4 separate regions of the Mus musculus genome follow, and all the other regions are linked to region 2. Evidence: chromatin loops called from intact Hi-C (ENCODE). Cell type or tissue: left cerebral cortex. All regions are shown on one strand.

Region 1 (5,000 bases), 200 kb after region 2:
TCAAACTCAGGTCATCAAGCTTGGTGGCAAGTGCCTTTCCTCACTGAGCCCTCTCACCAGCCCATCTCTTCCCATTTCACAGTCCCACTGAAGGATTCCATCTCACTCACCGACTTCAGTGGCTGGAATGTACACGGCATATAAAAGATGCTGAATAAACACGCTGAATTTCTCCATTCTATGATCTGTTCAGGGCAACTGCTCTCCTAACACACCTAGGCATCCAACATACACACGCACACACATACTCACATACACTCATACACACTGTCACATACACATACATACATTCACATGTACGTACATGTACACACATACACACTCCTACACAAATATACACACATACATAAATACACATATTCACATACACACATTCACACATGTATACACTCACACTTATATGCACACTCACATACACATTCATATACACACATACAGTCATACACACATATACATACTCATTCACATACACGTGTATGTATGTACTTTTACATATACATACATACACATACATACATATACACATTCACACATATACACATACACACACTCACACAAATATGCACATATACATACATACATTCCCATATACTCACACTTACCTATTCACATACACACATTCCCATATATGTGAATACATACACACACACATTCACACTCACACATTCACACAACCACATAAACACATGTATATACACCCACACACATTCACACACTCACATCAACACACACATACATACATACATGCACACACACACACATAAATACACACACTCACACACACACACACTCTCCTCTCTTAAAGGGCCAGGTTCCTTCAGAGCTTTCAATTCTAACTCCCTCCTCCACCCCCTCCCTGCTTCCTGGGCTTCAGGACCAGCTCTAGCTCTGAGACACACATTAGCTTGTGATGGGAATTTTAATGCTTTCTCAGCTTCCTCTCTGACTTGGCACTTTGTGCCCACCACCTCCGAGGGGCAGCCCGGGTGAAGAGGTTCTCCAGCCACCCAAATGCCCTCTTCTTGTGTGGTTTTGATGTTTGGAAAGGGCTTCCCAGGTGAAGCCATCAGAATAACTAGACACAACAAGACGTGTGGTCTCGAAGTCACTTTCCGGGCTCCGTGACTGTGAGATGAAAGGCAGGCAAGTGTCTGCCCAGGAAATCCGAGCCGGGCAGTTCGGGGTAACAGGCGGCTTCCCGCCCTGGCTGGGGGACAGCTGCCTACAACCCGGCTGTTGACACACTAAAAAAAGAAATTCCATGGTGACCAGTAGACTCTAGCCAGCACCTGATGGAAGGCGGTAGTTTGAAAATAATCCCTAATGACACCCAAGCCTCCCCGGCCCCGTTCCCAACAAAAGGAGAAACTGGAGAAACTCCTCGAGATGGAGTTTTTTTAAGAGAACTGGGGTGCTCAGCTGCCAGAAGCCCTGGCAGAAGCTGGCTAGGGTTGGTCTCCAAGGTCACCACAATGGCAGCCCCTCAGGCTGGCTGGTGCTTTCAGACACCCACACCCTGGGATAGCCAGGGTTTGTGCTAGCCAGAGGGCAGTGGTCCCTGGAAGGCTGGGGTGGCAGAGGACTGAAAAATAACAGCTATAGCTAGCAGTGCTGTTGCCGGGCTCTGTGTGGGCTCCTCTCCCAGTCTCTCTCGTCCACAATGCCTCATGAGCACCGGTCCCTTCGTAGGACGCTTCTGAGTGTGTTAAAGCAGAGTCTTCTCCAGTCTATATGCAGGGTCTATAAAGGTGACCACAGCCTTCTACCATAAGACAGGTGGAGAAGCTGAGCCTGGGAGGGTCGTTTCTCCTGCCCACTGTATAAGAGATGATCAGGCTGTTTGAGCACTCAGTGTTGCTCCATCCCAGATCTAGGAGCTTCATGGAACTTAGCATGGGCTCTTTCTTTCCCCTGGACTCCAAGTGTAGGACCCCACCTCCTCTTCCTAAATACCTCTGGCGCCCAGCACTCTTATCTGCATGGACTTTGCCCTCTGCCCTTGTGGACCCAGCAGAAGGACTCGCTGATAAGGGGCCATTGCCCAGGTTTATAGTTTCCTCCCGCCTCTCTGGCGACACCTGAGCCTGCTGATCCCCACCCTCCACCCCACAGTCATCCAGTGGCCATCATCCACATTCAATGATAGGGGCACATCCCGTATAGCCAGTCGCCCACATAGTCTCACACACAGTTACATCACTTTTACCCAGACTTAGTCACAAGGGTACACCTCACACACTGCCAGCTACAGAAACAGTCACACATTACACTATGGCTTTACACACACGCCTATAGTCACACCTTACCTGCATGTACTCAAGAGGACATGCGTGCGTGTTCAAGCATGCACACAAGTGAGCACACGCACTCGAGCACCCACACACACATACACATAAACGTCTCTATGATAGTGAATGGGAGGGGCCAACAAGTATAGAGAAAGATTCACCTTCTAGGGCAAAAGATGACTTAGGGAGATAAGACCCTTGCCTCTTTTGCTTTGAAAACCTGATGGCCAGAGTTCAATCCCCAAAACCCACACCAGGTGAAGAGAACCACCTCCACGCCTCACACTTAAGGCCACTTAGCTGCACGGGCAAGCATGAGTGCATGCACATGCACACACTCACACACACAATCAGTACAAGTAGACAGATCTTTGTGACTTCACAGCCAGCCTGGCCTACATAGCAAGACCCAGGACAACCAGGGCTATATAGAGAGCTCTCAAATTTAAAAAAAAAAAAAAAAAAAAAAGAGAAAAACGTTTAAGGTTATTCTTAGTTTATAGACCCTCTTTCAAATAAAATATAGAACAAACGAAACATAATAAAATGGAATAGCTGTTTTTGAAGGCCTTTTTGGGATCCCTTGCTTGTCTGGAACTGTTAGCTGCTGCCACCTTGTGATCTGAGGCGGAACTACAGACTCTGTGCCCAGGGCGGGGCGGTGGCCAGCTGGTTAGACAGGCTCCTACTCCCCACACCCCCCACCACCATATGCCACCAAGACCCGTGACTGCCGTTTTATAGGTACATTCCATTGGCATAGGAAACAGCAGTGGAACCTTGGAAATCAGCGTTTGGCTGGTGCCCATAATGACCCAGGCCACTGTCATCAGTTACAGTGATGGTTGGTGGCAATGTCCTGGCATCCTGATGGGTTTCGTGAACTAACAGTGATGAAGACCCCAAAGTAGTGACTGTGACCTCTACTCTCCAAGCCACCCTTAACATCTTCTGTCAGGTCTTGGAGGTTGGCCCGGGGCACGAATCCTGGCACTGACAGGAGTGGGTGTGTCTAATGATCCCCGTCCTCCCAGAAAGCTCTTCTGAGCCCCACACTGTGGTGAGGCACCTACTATGTATCACTGTTGAGCCCAGAGCCATCCTGCTTCCTTTCCCTGTTGGTCTTATTCGTCTGGGTGTTTTATGTATGGCATGCATCATGTATGCCCCTAGAGGCTAAGAAGAGGGCTGTGAGCTGCAGAGTGGGTCCTGGGAATTGAACCTGGGTCCTCTGGAAGAGCAGCCAATGCTCTTAACCCCTGAGCCATCTCTGATTGTGCTCGTATTTTATGATTATTTTCTAAAGATTTATTTAATGTGAGTACACTGTCACTCTGTTCAGACGCACCAGAAGAAGGCATACAGATGGTTGTGAGCCACCATGTGGTTGCTGGGAATTGAACTCAGGGCCTCTGGAAGAGCAGTCAGTACTCTTAACCACTGAGCCATTTCTCCAGCCCCCAAATTTTATTATTAACTTTTTAATACTAAGTGGGTGACTTAATTCTATCACCAGGCAGTGGTTTCTATTTTCACCTCCTGTTTTGCATATTTTTTTGTCTCTTCCAGGAGGTCCCTGTGATCCCCTGCCTCATGGGCAGCCATTAAGGTAGACCCTTTGTGTGCATGTTGTCATGCCCTGTGTTTTGTAGGCATGAATTGCCATACAGCACTCTTCCCTGCCCTGTAGGCTGGCCTTACATTCCCTACATAGCTAAGAACGCTTATTGAGATTATTAAGATTTATCTTGTGTGTGTGTCCCTCAAAGGCCATAAGAGGGCATCAGACCCCTGAAGTTAGTTACAAAGCAGTTGTGAACCTCCTGACATGGGTGCTGGGAGCTGAACTCAGGTCCTTTTCAAGAGCAAGAAGCATTCTTAACCACCGAGCCATCTCTCTGCTTTCCTTTGTTTCCTCTCCTCTCTCCCTTTCTCTATGTAACCCTGGCTATCCTGGGACTCTCTAGATCTGTCTGCCTCTGCCACTGAGTGCTGGGATTAAAGGTGTGCAACCACTACCATCTTTCTTGTTTGCTTTTTTAAAACACCTTGCACTTCTGACCCCATTGCTTCTAACTCCCAAGCACTGGTATTATAAGTATGTACCATCATGCCTGGTCTCATGTGATGCCAGGGATGATACCTAAGGCCTCATGCATGCTAAGCAAGCACTCTACCAAGCCACGTTGGTAGAGCACCTTGAATGCTAATGTGTTAGGAACTGGGTCATCTCATAGTCTAGAAGGTGGTAATTTGCTGGCTCTGTTTTAATATTGGAAGTAACTATGTTTTGTGGCTGACCTGTATTCCCTAGGCCATACACACTCAAGGTGATGGGCCTCAGGTACCCTGAGTTGGTGGCTGCTCAGCTCAGCCCCACCAGGCTTGTCAGGATTAACTAGTCTTCACCTCCTGATTCCTGTGCTGGTAAGAAAGGGTTAAACAAAAAACCTTCTACCTCAAATTATCCTTGACACTCAAAACCATCTCTGAATGGTGGCAAGGTGGCACAAGCTGTAATCTCTGCAAGCAGGAAGCTCTAGTAGAAGAGCCTGTAGTTCAAAAGACCACTTGGACTACATTAACTAGACCCCGTCTCAAAGAAAGATTCAAAGTAAATAAATAACCAGACATGGCCTATATATCTAGACTCTCAGTCAGGAGACAATGGCAGAAGGCTCACTGTCAAGTTCAAGGTTTACATAAAGTCAA
Region 2 (5,000 bases):
GTACCAGGCCCTGCTGTGAGCACCACAGTGCCTGTCAGCGGGGGCAAGTGGCCGAGAAGGGAGGGGACCCTGGAGCCGTAGGACACCTGTGAAGCGACCTGGAAACGTCTTCCACAGGTCCTTGTGTATCCCAGGCACCCCTTAACTCTCTGTAGCTGGGAATGACCTTCTTATCCAAAAGTTAGGGTTGGGTCAGAGGCTGGCCTTGAACTCACGGCCATTCTCTGCAATGGGGTCACACTGCTGTGCATGGCAGAGCAGGTGTTCAGAGCAGGAGCTGGTATTGGAAACACCTCTGGTACCAATAGACCTTAAAGCCACAACACATACCTCTTCAGCCTTGTGTGTCATCCCATCCCAGTGCTGGCGTAGAGAACACAGGACCTCCTGTTTGTCAGGTAAGTACCCTACCATTGCACCTAACTCCTACCCACTTTTTGATGCCCATCTCCCAGAACCCTGCTCCCCTCCCTGCTTTGACCTCAGCAAGGCCAGTCTCATTCCATGCATCCCAGCACCTGGATAATGTTTTTGAGGTTATTGCCCAGTGACTCAAATAAAACGTCCTCCATCAGGAAAAATAGATGGAGGCTCACTGGCCGAAATAGCTGCGCCCAGAGTCACAGACCTCGGTTTTGGCTGGCATGAAAGCAAAAGCCTTTTCCACTCGGCCCTCTGGAAGCCCTCAGCTTCGTTTATTTTTGGATCACATCTCCAGAATATGTCAAAATAGCTTTCCCCACAAATGGTGATCGGCTCCTACCCCCAGATCCTCGAGCCAATCTGAGCCTCCCCGTGGCCCCTCCGGCACCACACTTGCGGAGTGCGGAGGAGGGAACACTGGCAAGAACATGTGTTTAAGCCGGGTGGTTCCTGCCAAGAGGCACTTTGCGCCCTCAGAACCGGGCTCCATAGAGCAGGCTTCTGTGATTTAGGTGAGCGCCAGGAAAGAGGACAACAGTCCAGCAGCTGGGGACAGTTGAGACAAATTGCAGGCGACAAGGATAGGAGCTAAGGCTGGTTTGGTCTCACAGAGAAATTGGATTCCTGTTTGTTCTTCCAAACTGGTGATTTAGAATTCCTGCCTGTGGTGGTAAGTCTGGAAATCAGCCTGGTCTGAGAGCCCCATCTCCAGGAGAAAGAAAGAGAAAACTAAAGAGTTCCATCTGGGTGGGAGGGATGGCTCAGTGGTTAAGAGCCGGTGCTTGCTTCTCTTGCACAGGACCAACATTCAGCTCTCGGCACCCACAGGGAGATTCACCACTGCCTGTAACTCCAGTCAACTCTAGGGCACCTGACTCCTCTCTTCTAGCCTCCTGGACTCACATGTGCACATAAACTCATACAAACACACTCACATATTAATTTTTTTCCGTATAGAATAGTGTTTATTTGGGCATGGGGAGGAGAGTTAAGAGGATATTAGAGACAAAAGCAGAGAAAGAGTAAGTAGAGGCTGGCCTTGAGCAGAGAGAGGGGCAAGAGGACAGAGGGAGAGCAAGAAGGCAAGAGAAAGCTGGCAAGATGGCTCAGCGGTTAAGAGGACTGACTGCTCTTCTTCTGAAGGTCCTGAGTTCAAATCCCAGCAACCACATGATGGCTCACAACCACCTGTAATGAGATCTGATGCCCTCTTCTGGTGTGTCTGAATACAGCTACAGTGTACTTATGTATAATAATAAATCTTTGGGCTAGAGCAAGCAAGGCCAATTGAAGTGAGCAGGGTTGGCTGGAGTGAGCAGAGGTCCTAAAAATTCAATTCCCAACAACCACTTGAAGGCTCACAACCGTCTGTACAGCTACATTGTACTCACATACATAAAATAAATTTAAAAAAAAAATCCCTGTCTAAAACCACAGGGCAAAATGTGCGAACTCGGGAGTGTAAAAACTTTTGTGTCACCTTGGCGAACCACATGACACCTTAAATTTAGTTTCCTTGTTGGACAGGCTAAGGTTTGAACTAGGCCCTGTGAGCTTCAAGTCTGAATATAGGTCAATGTGAGAAGATCCCTCCAGCTGCCAAGTTTGCATTTCACATGCTATTCTGGAACTCTGCCACTAGGGGGAACTATGAATACAGCTTAGCCTCTCAGCTGCCTCAAGAGGCAGAGACACCTTTCCATGATTTTGCTAAGCCAAACCAGCTGCTCTTGGAATGAGGAAAACCAAGGACTGCTCAGATTGCCACCAACTAGAACTGAGCCGTGAGCCCAGCAGAGTGAGCCGACGAGAGCTTCGTGTGCTAAGGTGCACCATCCTCTGTCGGCTGGTCTAGTCAGACATTCCCATGTCTGGGTTGCAGGAGACCTGAACCTGGGCCTGTTTATGTACGTACTTGGTCCTAAAGAAGCTGGCTCCTCCTTAATGTTTAGTCCTTCCCTGGGCAGTAAAGTCATTCTTTCTTTGGTAATTCGGAGTCACTCACATTAGCCAGGAAATAACTTCACTTGAGAAAACAGTTCAACGTGAGTATTTCTGTCTTTGTTTTGTATTTTTGAGACAGGGTCTCTCTGTATCCCTGGCTGTTCTGGAACTCTCTACAGACCAGACTGGCCTTGAACTCAGAGATCTGAGCGCTGGGATTAAAGGCATGTGTCACCGCTGCCCACTGTGTATTTAACACCAAACCAACCTCTGAGGCTGACCTTATTACACCCATTTCTGGATGATCAAACTGAGAATGTACCAAAGCCCTGTAGAGTAGATGGACAGATGGAACAATGAACCCAAGGCTGCTGGCTAGGAACGGATTTGGGGATTTCTTGCTGAGTTTAGCTCTGTTTCATTTGTTCCCGTCCTTGATACATAGAGGGGGAAGATGACCTTGCAGGTGGGGACATCCACCCTGCTCCTAAGTCCTCAGCCCCTCCCCAGAAGCCAGCCGCTGGGGCCAGGACACACGTGACCCTAATCAGTGTGTTTATTGGGTCAGAAGTATAATGGCCGAACTGCTGGGCTCTGCTCATTGAAATCACTTCCCTCTCCTCGAGGGTCTGGCTGGGCTCCATTAAGAGCTGTGCCCTGTGTACTCAGTAGAGGCAGAGGCAGTGCGGGGGAGGAGCCAAGCACATCTCTACTTCCTCATTAACTGACAGGGAAAGTGGCTGTCCAGGGTCAGCATACACATGTAAGAAGGAAGCCATCAAAGGAAGGGGAATCCACAGCCCACCATCGTTCTCAGCCATGTTTAATCCTGAAGGCTTTGCCTTTGTGGCTCCTTTTCCGGAAGCAGAGGGACAAGGGACTTGGTGAGCTCAGGTACTGGGTGGCTTCTGGTTCCAATGGATGCTCAATGCAGGGCTGCAAAATTCCCTTCCTCCCTGGTCTGCTTTGTCCCTCAGTCGCACTGGAAGTTTGTGTGTGTGTGTGCGTGTGTGTGTGCGCACGCGTGCGCGCATGTGCATGGAACCCAGAGCCTGGTACATACTAAGGAAGATCTGTGCCATGGAATTATACCTTTGATCCTATCTTTTCCCTACTAGGGAAAACCTAATGAAGGAAGATCCCAGAAGAGAGGGTGGAAAGACGTTAGGCCAGTGGCAGCTCCTGAGCCTGACACCTGAGCCTCACCTAAGCGCTGATGGAATTATCAGAGAACTGGAGATCAGGGCGGCTGTTCCTAGCCAAAGGTAGAAGAGGCAGGCCACCAAATGTGCCTGCTGAGCTGCTGGGAGTGGGAGGCAGAGCTAATAAACTCAGGGAAATCACGGCAGGCAGCTGAAGACTCCAGCAGGCACGCCAGGGCAGGGCCTCCGGGACTTCGGTTTGCACAGGAAGCCCGGCTCCTGGCATTCTGTGCACATTTCAGTTACCTCCGAAGCCAGGCAAGCAAACACGAATCGCGTGGCATGAAAATCAATTTAGAGCTTAAGAGGGGGAGAGGATGTTTCATCCTCAGTGGCTTCCCAGGCTGCCCAGCACATGAAACACTAGGAGAGAGACAGACAGCTAGGGCCTCGGGGCAGCAACAGCCTCTCCTGTTCCCCCCCCCCCCCCCCCCGTTTTTTAGATGCCCGAGGGAGAGGGTGCCAGGGTCTTTGGAGCCAGTCAGGGGAGGAGGAAGAGGAGGAGTTAAGGAATGGAATTGGACAAGAGGCTGTGCTCCCTGCTCCTCCTCCTCCCCCGAGGCTTGAGAGTGTGGGTCAAGAAGACCCTGGGAGGCTGGCAGGACAGGGAGGGGCTGAGTCTGCTTTGCAGCTTGAGACAAATGTGAGGAGTCAAGTCTCCTGTTTTCTAAGATGCTCAGACAAGGGGAGAGGTCTTAACATGGAGCGGGGAGTTCAGCAAGCCCCAAAGCAAGCCAGGCTGCCACAGGAGGGAGGAGGCTGTTTCCAAATGGAACTAGGAGCTGAGGTTGTAGCTAAGTGGCAGAGTGCTTGCTGGCATGGGCTAGGTCTTAGCTTCCAGCACCAGCACTATAAAGGGAGTTGGGGGGGGGGACCTTAGACCCAGGGCTGAGGCTGGGCAAAGCCAGGAGGATGATCATCGAGTCCAGGCTAATCGGGAAGAGGCGGAGTCTGAGGCACAGGCTGAGAGAAAAGGGCAGGGGCAGCCAAGCTAGCTCTTGTGGATCTTGTTAGCAGGGATGAGCACACAGAACTCATTGTGGGGTCAGAAACGGTGCATCTACGTGCTAATGAGGTGAAAGTCAAGGCACCCATCCTTCCTAGAAGAAGCTGAGGTAAAATGATTCATACTGAAAATCCCATTACTCAGGAGGCTGAGGCAGGAGGATAGCCTGTGAGTTCAGGGCCAGCTAGGGCTATGGTCCAATCAAGAATCAGGGCCAGTGCAGATCTAGACTGGGAATATAGCTCAGTTGGTAGACTGTTCGCTGAGTTTAATCCTCTGCAGTATCTAAAACCAAGTTTCTAATCTCAGCGCCCTAGAGGTGGAGTCAGGGCCATAGAGGGTTTGAGGCCAGCCTGGGCTACATAAGATTCTGTCTCCAAAAGGAACAAAAACAAACAAACAAACACCAACACTACCAACAACAA
Region 3 (5,000 bases), 69 kb after region 2:
GTACCACCATGGTCCAGAGGTGACCATGGAGTATACACCATGGTCAGTACCCTGGGAAGGGACCTGGAGGCCTCACCTGCACCCCCACCGGCCAGTCTCTCTCTAATATGGCTGTGAGATTCCAGCCCTGAGTGCCAAGGGCCTGGGACACTGACTCCTGGCCTTGTCTCCAGGATGTTCGGCTGTGTTTTGTGAGACCAGGGAACTGTTACCAGCGTAGCCCATTCACAGAGGTGTTAGGTGATCCCCGCCAGCTAGCTGGAAAGCGAGAATGCCTAACATCTGCCAGACACCGACCTAGGAGCCGAGCTGACGACAGCAGAGAGCAAAACCATCTCTGACCCGTGGAGGACATTTTGACAGACGGTAGGATTGTCTGAGGATGAAGAGAAGGTTGAGTGTGCCAGGCAGAGCCATGTCAGTGCCTACAGGGTGGCTGGGGACAGCACCCTCACAGAGGACATAACCATCCCAGTTTACAGAGGAACAGCCATCAGAGCTACACAGCCACTGCCTGCAGGATCTGGGGCACGGCCCTGGGCTACTGTAGAGTGATGCCCTTCCCTGCCCTCACCCCCTTCCCTGAGACTCTGAGTTCTTAGCCTTGCTGTGCTATATGGGACATTGGCTTTACGGGCCACCTGTCTCCTTCACCTAGAACATTCTCTTAGCTCTTGTAGTCACTGCCAGTCTGGCAAGGACCTGGGTAAAGGGACAGAGCTCAGGCCCGTGGGTCCCAAATCCCATCTGCTATGACTTGGGCTTGCAACAGATTTGTGGACTGTGACAACGGGCTTCTCACCAGGCCTTCCCATGAATCTGGGAGCCGTTCTTTCTCTTTCTTCCCAACCCAGGCTCAGGCTGGAGGTGCAGCCTCTGAGCTCAGCAGCTCCTCCCCAGGCTGCCTAGGGGAGACCTAACCGGACACAAAGGGGATCTCCCAGCCAGCCTCAGCAGCCAGTTCTTGTCCCCTGGGGAGCTTCTACCCACCGCCCCATCCACGCTGCACCCTGCACCTGCTGGTTCTGAATCAGCCAGGGTGTGAATCCTAAGCTTGAGACTGAAGAGGCCAGTGGTGGCTCTGCAGTTTGCTGGGGCTCCTGGAGGATTCTTCAGATGCGTCACAACCAAAATCCCAGACAAGGAAATGTCAGGCCTGGGGCTGGCGAGATGGCTCAGCGGTTAAGAGCACTGACTGCTCTTCCAGAGGTCCTGAGTTCAATTCCCAGCAACCACATGGGATCTGATACCCTCTTCTGGTATGTCTGAAGACAGCTACAGCGTACTCATATACATACATACAAATATTTTTTTTTAAAAAGAAAGAAGTCAGGCCCTTCAACTTTGAAATTTAATTTTAAAAAAATCTTACTTATTATATATATATATATATGAGTACACTGCAGCTGTCTTCAGACACACCAGAAGAATCAGTTCCCCCATTACAGATGGCTGTAAGCCACCATGTGGTTTCTGGGAATTGAACTCAGGACCTCTGGAAGAGCAGTCAGTGCTCTTAACCGCTGAGCCATCTCTCCAGTCCGAGATCTAGTTGTTGTTTTTTTATTAGTTGTGTTTAGCTATTGGTGGAGGAGGAAAGTGTGCCTTCTCTATGGCATACCATGTGGAGGCCGGAGGCCAGGGTTTAGGAGTCAGTTCTCTCCATCCACCCATGCGGATCCCAGGGGTCACACTCAGGTTGGCAGGCTTGGCCTCAGTGCCGTTATCCACAGGTGTCTCGCCAGGCACGCACTCAGTACCTCCGTCTGTGCTCTGGGTAGCAAGGCTTCCTGTTGCTAGGATGGTCCGTTTCACGAGAGTGTTAGGAGATCTCCACCAGCTTCGGGATTTCTCATTTGTTTGTTTTGGAATGGGGCCTCACTATGTAGCCTTGGCTGGCCAGGAACTGGACTTGTATGTAGATCAGGCTGGCCTTGAACTCAGAGACCTGCCTGCCTCTGCCCCCTTAGTGCTGGGATTAAAGACCTGTGACACCACAGCCCGACTTTAAGTAAAGTTTGTGTAAAAAGGCATTCATGCATGGTTAGATAATGTGGAAATCAAGAGGCATTTTCTAGACATTCCAACACAAGCGTGCGTGCACACACACACACACACACCATGAGCTATCCGAAGGGCCATACTAATCCCATCCTACAGTCAGGACTTGTGGCTCGGAGACATGATGTACCATCTCTAGGCCACGGGGCTCAGATCCAGTGTCCAAGCTGAAGCCACCAATGTCACACCTGGCCTCTTTCCAGTACCTTCAGAAACTGAGGTACAACTGGGGCAGTGGTGGCACACGCCTTTAATCCCAGCACTTGGGAGGCAGAGGCAGGTGGATCTCTGAGTTCAAGGCCAGCCTGGACTACAGAGTGAGTTCTAGGACAGCCAGGCAGGGCTATACAGAGAAACCCTGTCTCGAAAAACAAAAACAAAAACAAAAAAAAAGGAAGAAAGAAGTGTAGGCACATGATATTTCTTCTTTCATTTTAATAGTCTGGCTCAAGGAACCACAGGGTTTGCCTTTATAAAATAAGAACACCAAGGATGCCTTTAAAGCACGCTTCTGTATCTGCTTCATATTGTTCCATTTACAGAAAGCTAGCCCATGCATGCACAACCTTCTGGACATCCCAGGGTTCTATTCTGGAACTTTCTTCTGCTCCATTCTGTACACACACACACACACACACCTGGAGATACTCATCTGAAAGGAGACAGCGCCCCCTTCTGGGATCCACACAACTCCCAAGCCAACTCCTGGCAGAGCCGAGATGGACCACACCACGGTGGGATAAATAGATGCTAACAGAAGAGAAGCCAGTTCAGACTGCTTTCTGCATCCCATGTGGACCTCAAGACCAGAAACCCACACTTCCTGGGCCTCTTCCACCTTCCACCTTCCTAGACCCCTGGTACTGCCTGGCAGCTTCCCCATCCCTGGGCATCCCAGAGGACAGCAGACAGCACCAAGGGTTAACCGGCAACCCTCCACCTCCCTCCTCCTGCTTCTGGTCCTCTAGCCTGTTGCCATGGGAACAAGGCTAAAAATAAGATGGGCTCTCGAAGCCCAGCCCCATGCTTAGGAGTCAAAACAAACTAATTAAAGCAGCCTGGGTTAGAATGTGAAGAAAATCCCACCCTTTCTCAGAGGCCAGTCTTGGGGATGGAAAAGCTCAGCAGGCCACCCCAAGTCAGGGTCCAGGGGTGCTTTCTTAGCCTGCAGGGCTGGAGCTGGCGTTTCACCAGTCATACCCAGACTCAGGGTCCTTCCTGCCAGTCGTGTGCTTCCCCATAGAAGCGCCCCTGCTTTATTGTGAGATCTGCCTGTCATGGTCCTGCCACAGGTAAATGTGTGGCTTCTTGCTGAGGCTTCCACTCCATCTAGGGAAGCTAAGATGGTAGGATGAACAGAGGCCCCGGGGCTGCTTCAGCCAAATCCTTGAAATCTCAACATGTCCTGCCATGGCTCTGGGGTGGCCTCTGCCCCTAAGACCTTAAAAGGTCTTAAGATAGAATTTCTTTGCACACAGGCTTGAAATGTTTGCATGGCATCCTTCCTGGTCCGGGGACAGGAGGCCTGTCCTCGGGTCCATCCTACCCAGAATTCTTTGCTGTTTGTTTTCCAGGACCATCAAGGTGGAGGTGTATGACTGGGATCGTGACGGCAGGTAAGGGCAGGAGGGTGAGAGAGAGGTGAGCGGATGTAGGCAACCACGGGAAACTAGGCAGGCCCATCTGGGAATGAGGGGCTGGGTTCCATGCCGGTTGGTCTGCTGTTGTAGTAGCTTAGATCCTTGGAGGTCCTGCAGGACAGTATGCTGAGAGCCCTCCTCTCCCCAACATAGCTGCCAGTAGCCAGCCAGTGCCCACACTCTCCTCAACTACAGAGCTGGGAATGCTCTGAAATGCCCATTATAGGACACTGAGCATTACAGACACCTCCATTCTCTGTGGGAAGCCTTGGGCAAAGCCCAGTAGGAAGACCAGACTGTAGAGGAAGAGACACCCACAGTTCAGCAGAGGCTCACCATAAACACAGAGAATAGACCTAGGTCTGTAGGGACAGCTGCAGCGAGGAGTTCTGAGGCTCAGCAAAGACAAGGCATTGCCTGAGGAGGGCTAGGTCAGGCCTGCCCGAGGGTGACTTCTGCTTGGGAGCTATGGGAGGCAGTTCTCAGTACCCCATGAGGAGGAAATGTGGCTGACAGTTTCTAGGCAGAACAGTAGCATATCTCTCTAAGCACCAATCTGGATCCTTTCCTGTCTCCTACTTGCTGGCTGAAGCAAATCCAGACATATCCTGGCTTAAGGGTGGTCACAGTTGGCATCTCCCGGGCCTGATGTGGACGAGGGTGGCGCTCTTATTATAAAAGGCTCTGTGCCAGTATAGCTGAGCCAAGCCCAAGCCATGGAAGGTTCCCCAGAGCCCACCCTGCCTCTGTTAAACTTTACCGCCACCATCCCTATCCCTTCCATCCAGGTCAGCTCCACCATGCCTCTAACCCACTCTGCCTCCTCCTCTCCTAGCGGTTCCTTACAAACCTCTTTCACCTGAGAGTTTTCTCTTCTCTGGCAACTTGGGACACCCGCCAGGTGCCACAGGGTCCAATGAATAAGTTACCATCCCCAGAAGAACTCAGTCGACACAGTGTGGGGCTGCAAGTGTGCTCAGTGGTTAGAGCTCCCGCCTACCATTTGGGAGATCCCGGGTTCCGTCCTGTACTGACAATAGATAAGTTCCCAGCGTTGGCACATGGCTCAGCGGGCAAAGGTGCGTTCAGCACAAGCCAGGCAACCTGAGTTCAACCCTGGGAACCCACAGAGAAGGTGGGCAGAGAGAACGTACTCCGTAAAGTTGTCTTGTGACCTCCATACACACACACACACACACACACACACACACACACACACACACACACACCAATAATTCCCCCTCCACCCAAACCAAAGTGTTTATACATATGAAAGTTTCACAATGAAATCCATTACTT
Region 4 (5,000 bases), 150 kb after region 2:
AGAGACAACGGCACACTTTGCTCCTGTGCGGAACAGGTCGGACATCACCAGGATTGGACATGGTGCCTGTGGCTGAAACACAAGAAGGACCCGGGTCACTATGGAAACTACCCCATCACAGTCTTCAGGCTCCCTCTGGTCCTTGCAGGTGCTTTTCCACCACACCATGAGACTAAGGTGGGTGTTGAGTTCAGCCAGCCCTGCACCCCAAGGTCACGGGTGATGTCCACAGAAGTAGGAGTCACCGTCCTGTTTACCCCAGGAATTCTATTAGCCAAAATCAATGTGCTAACGTGTTCTTCATGGGTGTGAACATCCCAAATACGTGTGAATTGCTAGGTCCAGTGGTCTCCCTACCCTGCTGTCTTGGTGATTAACTCCATCAGGCCAATCAAAAGTACCCTGGACAGCCGGGCGTGGTGGCACACGCCTTTAATCCCAGCACTCGGGAGGCAGAGGCAGGCGGATTTCTGAGTTCGAGGCCAGCCTGGTCTACAAAGTGAGTTCCAGGACAGCCAGGGCTATACAGAGACATCCTGTCTCAAAAAAAAAAAAAAAAAAAAAAAAAAAAAAAAAAAAAAGTGCCCTGGACTTTGGGATACTACACATAAACTGTATAGCATTAGTGCTGCTACTTGGCACCAGTTTTAAAAAGTGACTCCATGTCTCCAGCCTCTGTTTCTTAGCCAGTGTGGTTGTGGCAGCATACTCGCGAGGCTGGCATGGTGGCTGGGAGAGAGGCGCGAGAATGCCGGAGCTAGACTGCCCAGATCAGAATCAAGGCTTTGCTGGGTGACCCCGAATAAGTACCCTAACATCTCTGGGCTCCCTATTTGAGAATGAACTAAGTTAACATAGGCAATCCTGAGAAACAGAAGCCATGAGCGTGCCTCTCTGCCCCTAATTCTGACAGAGCCTCCTCCCTGCCCCTCCCTCCCTCCCACTGTCACTGACAGGTGCTCCAGGCTGGAGGCCTTTCCAAAGGACGCTGGCAGGCAGTAGCCTGGGAGGAGGCAGCAGCCTGGGAGGAGGCAGTAGCCTGGGAGGAGGCAGCAGCCTGGGGGGAGGCAGTAGCCTGGGGGGAGGCAGCAGCCTGGGGGGAGGCAGTAGCCTGGGGGAGAGGAGAGTCTGAAGGGGTGGAGCGGGGTTAAGGCTCTCTCCCAGGCTGAGCCACATCCTGCCAGGCAGATCAGGTAATCTGGAGTCTAGACACCTCCCAGCCCCAGACGTGCCTATAGCCTGTGCCCAAGGAACCCGTTTTACAGGCACTGAAAAAAAAAAAAAAGTTAAAGGTGTTGGTTTACCTGGCTCCTCTCCAGGAAAGAGGGATACCTGAGTGGCCCATCCTGACTCCAAGACTAGGGGATGCAGCTTCTAAGGAGGGCCTTTGAGCTTGCAAGGTGAGCCCCAGTGGCTTCCTGAGGCAAGACCCCCTGGGCTCTTACCACATACACTACCACACACATACACACGCCCAGCTCCTTAAGACCTCAGGGTGAGTTTGCCCACAGCTGGAAGAGAGAAGGGGGTACCCAGACTATGATTCAAGGTAGGAAGCCAGAAGAGATGAAGCGTCTGGGGCCCCGATGGTAAAGCCTGGGCCTTGTGCTAAGCAAGGAGCTCTCTATAAAACTGGGTGTGGCGGCACACACCTGTAATCGCTGGAGGCAGAGGTAGGGAAAGAAGTTCAGGGTCTACCTTGGCTACTACATAGGGAACGTGGCCAGCATTGTGGCTTCCATAAATAAGTAAAACAGCCAATTCCCAAAACACAGCACTCGGGAGGCAGAGGCAAAATGTCTGTGAGTTGAAGGCCATCCTGGTGTGCATAGTGAGAGCCTGGCTAAACACCAACCAACCGAAACACAGGTCTAACAAGGATTCCCACTGCCCGCAAAAGGATTCTCAAGGTGCAGACCTCAGAGGCCTAAAGGACCTCAGATGGCCTCTGCCTACAGGTAGAGCTTGGGGCCTATTCACATCCTTTAGTACAACTCAGTCATCCTCCTGCCTCTGCCTCTAGTGTGCTGGGATTGCAGTTGTAAGCCACCAAAAGCTATCGTTAATAGATGGCAATATCACATTCTTTTACGGCAGAGCTAATCCAGGTTCAGAATGTGTGTCCAAAGGCACAGGGCTCACAAGCGGGGTTTGAATTCAGACCCTTTTGGTCTAGTATTGATCATTCTCTCGTCTTCTCACCTTGAGGGGCATGACCAGAGGACTCCATTAAAATCAGCTGGAAAAGCTTTTTTATTAAATATAGACTGAGCTCCATGTTATGGGGAGAGTCTTTAATCCCAGCACTCCACCAGAGGCACGTGATCCTTATGAGTTCCAGGCCACTGGGCCAGCCTGTCTATATAGTACTGGTAGCTGGGGCCATTTTGTAAGCTTGTCTCTCTGTCTCTGTCTCTCTTTCACACACACACAGAGACAGAGAGAGAGATCTATATAGATATAGAAATATAGATTGGCTCATTTCCCCAGACAAACTGAGCCGAAAAACAAGTTTGGTGCCCTTCCCCAGACGGTAGCTCACAGGGGCCAGAGGAAGGAAGGGAAGACACCAATGGACTCGGCTAAGGCTGGATAGTCCCCAGTTTTTCATAGCTGAAGATAAGACCAGGAACCCAAGAGGGGCACGATCTCCACCTTGTCTCTCAAGGGCCACGCCTCCCTAATAGTCCGCTAGCACACCCTGCTAAAATCACTTGTATCTGGCCATCAGGCATATTTTAATTCCCTTTAAGCCGCGGTGGGGGTGGCAGAAGCCCGTGGTGCCACCCGCGCCTAGCCGGCCTTGCAGTCCTCACTGATGCCGGTAGGGGGCGCTGTGCACTCAGGAAATGGCGCTCGGTAGGCGGCGCGTAGGCCGAGCAAGGAGTGGTGAGTCAGTTTCCTGCCCGGCGCTGCCCGCCCGCCAAAACTGCTTGGGCACCGGAGCTGCGCGTCACCCTGGGGTGGAGAGAGGAGAGGAAAGGAGGGGGACCCCGGGCCACAAAACACGTCACGATGAGCCCAGGCTTCCTAAATTCCCGCCTATGTTGGGAAACCAGACTGAGCGCGCGCGCGCGCACGCATACACACACACACACACACGCACGTACACAGACACACACACACACACACATACGCACGCACGCACACACGCACGCACGGACACTCGAGAGCAAAGAAAGTGCTCTTAGCTCTGGCCCCCTCCACCTTGATCTCCACGCCCAAAGCACGCGATGAGTCAGATCCCTGGAAAATAAAAATAGATGAGGGCGAGGACAACAAAAAACCGCCTGAGTGTCCTCTCTGAAACGCGACGTAGGGGACAGAGGAAGCTGCCAGCGCGCCCCCAAATGCCAAACCCAAGCCCAAAGTATTTCCCGCACGACCAGGGTGCAAGTGTAGCCCTTGTCCCCGGAGGTTCCGAGTGGAATGGATGTGCCCTAGTGGGCGCACTCAGCCTGGTCACCTTCCTACACTGGGTGTGGACTGGGTCGAGGGCCCCAGCCCCGGGGCGTCTGATGTACGGCACCCGTAAGCCTCACTCCGCGAGGATACCGGCCGCTCTACAGTGCGGGCTCCTCTCGCGCCCCACGGTCACTGGTCCGGGTCGTGGTGGGCGCGGTGGGTGGGACCCTTTGCGCTTCCCGGGCTGGCAGGGTGGACAGGACCCGCCCAGACTCCCTGTCCCCGAGGGCGCGCCGCCGAGCGGGGACCGGACACCGCGTCCTGGACCTCCCCGTGTCCCGGGTTCCCTGGGAACATACTGTGCCCGCCAAATAGGTCACTGTGCCGCGCGGGGGAGGGGACGGGGCAGGAACGAGGCTGTACCCGGGCAGGGAAAGGGGCTTCTGGGCTGCCACTGACCCATCCCCAGTTGTGGCGCGATTCTGGTCTCAATCCAGTGCCCGGGGTCTCCTTGTCACAATGAGTCACCTCCTCGCCTGTCCTCTAGGACGTGCCCAGGCACGATCCCGAGGGCGGAGGACACAGCTCGCGCTGACCTCAGAGCCCAGTGGGGTGGTGGCTACCGCGAAACAGGGCACTTGGTTCACAAGGACCGGGGATCCGGCGGCACCCATGGGATCGGAGAACCGCTCTGCGCTAAGCTCTAGATAGACTCGCCGAAGCTTGTCACAACCGCCACCCAGGACCCATCTCGGGGCACCGTGAGCTTCATTCTCACGCTTTGGGCGAGCCGCACCTGGAATCCCTAGAAACATTGGCAACCAGAAGCGAGCTCCCGGTAGCCGATCCCCGCCAGCCATCGCTCGGACCCGGTCTCCAAGGACTGGAAGAGTGGCTGCCATCCGTGGTCCTGGAGTTCAGACTCTGTATGCCGAGTCCGCGACATAGCCTGACCCTCGTCACACTCCAACAAACGAAGCCTTCAGCCACCACGGACGCTCAGACCCACACCCGTCATCCACCTGCCGCGGACACACCTGTGACTCTGGCGGGCACGCACAAATACACATATACACACACAGGTGATCCACTCATCACCACACACACACACACACACACACACACACACTTCTGGGGACACCCACTGGGCTCAGCGCATTGCTACGGGGAAGAACTATTGTTCCCTGCCACGAAGCTCTCACCTCTGAATGTCTGGATATCGCTGTGGATCTGCGCCTGACTCCAATTCCCCTAGACTCTGACACCGCGGCGGCTCACACCTCTCGGCTGCTGCAGTTGGCGTCGAGCTGCCTCCTTATAGCGTCGGCCCAGGCCCCGCCCCCTCAGAGGCAGGACCAACCCACTCCTTCACCGATCCCGGGGACTCGCTGGCCCGCCCTCCCCTCTGGGAATCTAAGCCCGCGCCAGACAGCTAGAACCGGCGCGCGTTAAGAGGGCGCGCCCTCCCCTCCCCCACACCTGGGCTATTCTCTTGTCACGCAGCGCACCAGCAGAGCCACATACATCTATGAACAACAGTACAGTTAGAGCTGAGTGAGTGTTTATGGGTCTGTCCCTGACCAACTGTGGGAAGG

The links. Hi-C counts contacts between places; a loop is a spot of excess contacts. Peaks named below come from ENCODE experiments on the same cell type or tissue, not always from the same donor. Only the 100,000 strongest peaks of a DNase experiment are listed, where the experiment ranks them.
Region 1: it touches region 2 in a loop (5-fold over the local background); 34 of 42 quality-filtered maps call a loop at or near these places.
Region 3: a loop joins it to region 2, with 7 times the contacts of the local background. A loop is called at or near these places in 39 of 42 quality-filtered maps.
Region 4: a loop joins it to region 2, with 3.0 times the contacts of the local background. A loop is called at or near these places in 5 of 42 quality-filtered maps.

What each region holds. Positions count from the first base shown.
Region 1 is chr17:29,047,251-29,052,250 of GRCm38, reverse strand. No RefSeq gene overlaps it. Among named protein-coding and RNA genes, the nearest start is that of Gm41556, 6.6 kb to the left of the region's middle. In left cerebral cortex, CTCF peaks have their summits at 2,903 (motif pointing left) and 4,064 (motif pointing right); DNase peaks (open chromatin) are centred at 1,363 and 2,943.
Region 2 is chr17:29,243,917-29,248,916 of GRCm38, reverse strand. No RefSeq gene overlaps it. Among named protein-coding and RNA genes, the nearest start is that of Gm41557, 5.4 kb to the right of the region's middle. In left cerebral cortex, a CTCF peak has its summit at 2,065 (motif pointing right); DNase peaks (open chromatin) are centred at 1,714, 1,741, 2,100, 2,995 and 1 more place; H3K27ac peaks cover 1,697 bases.
Region 3 is chr17:29,174,839-29,179,838 of GRCm38, reverse strand. Cpne5 (copine V) reads left to right here. Exons shown (of 21, transcript NM_153166.2): 11 at 3,636-3,677. Among named protein-coding and RNA genes, the nearest start is that of Cpne5, 60 kb to the left of the region's middle. In left cerebral cortex, a CTCF peak has its summit at 2,742 (motif pointing left); DNase peaks (open chromatin) are centred at 2,764, 3,010, 3,306 and 3,969; H3K27ac peaks cover 1,790 bases.
Region 4 is chr17:29,093,469-29,098,468 of GRCm38, reverse strand. Cdkn1a (cyclin-dependent kinase inhibitor 1A (P21)) reads right to left here and starts at 4,700. Exons shown (of 3, transcript NM_007669.5): 1 at 4,608-4,700; 2 at 1-72. The coding sequence starts at 61. In left cerebral cortex, CTCF peaks have their summits at 2,812 (motif pointing right) and 3,461; DNase peaks (open chromatin) are centred at 2,950, 3,815, 4,015 and 4,736; H3K4me3 peaks cover 2,533 bases; H3K27ac peaks cover 1,873 bases.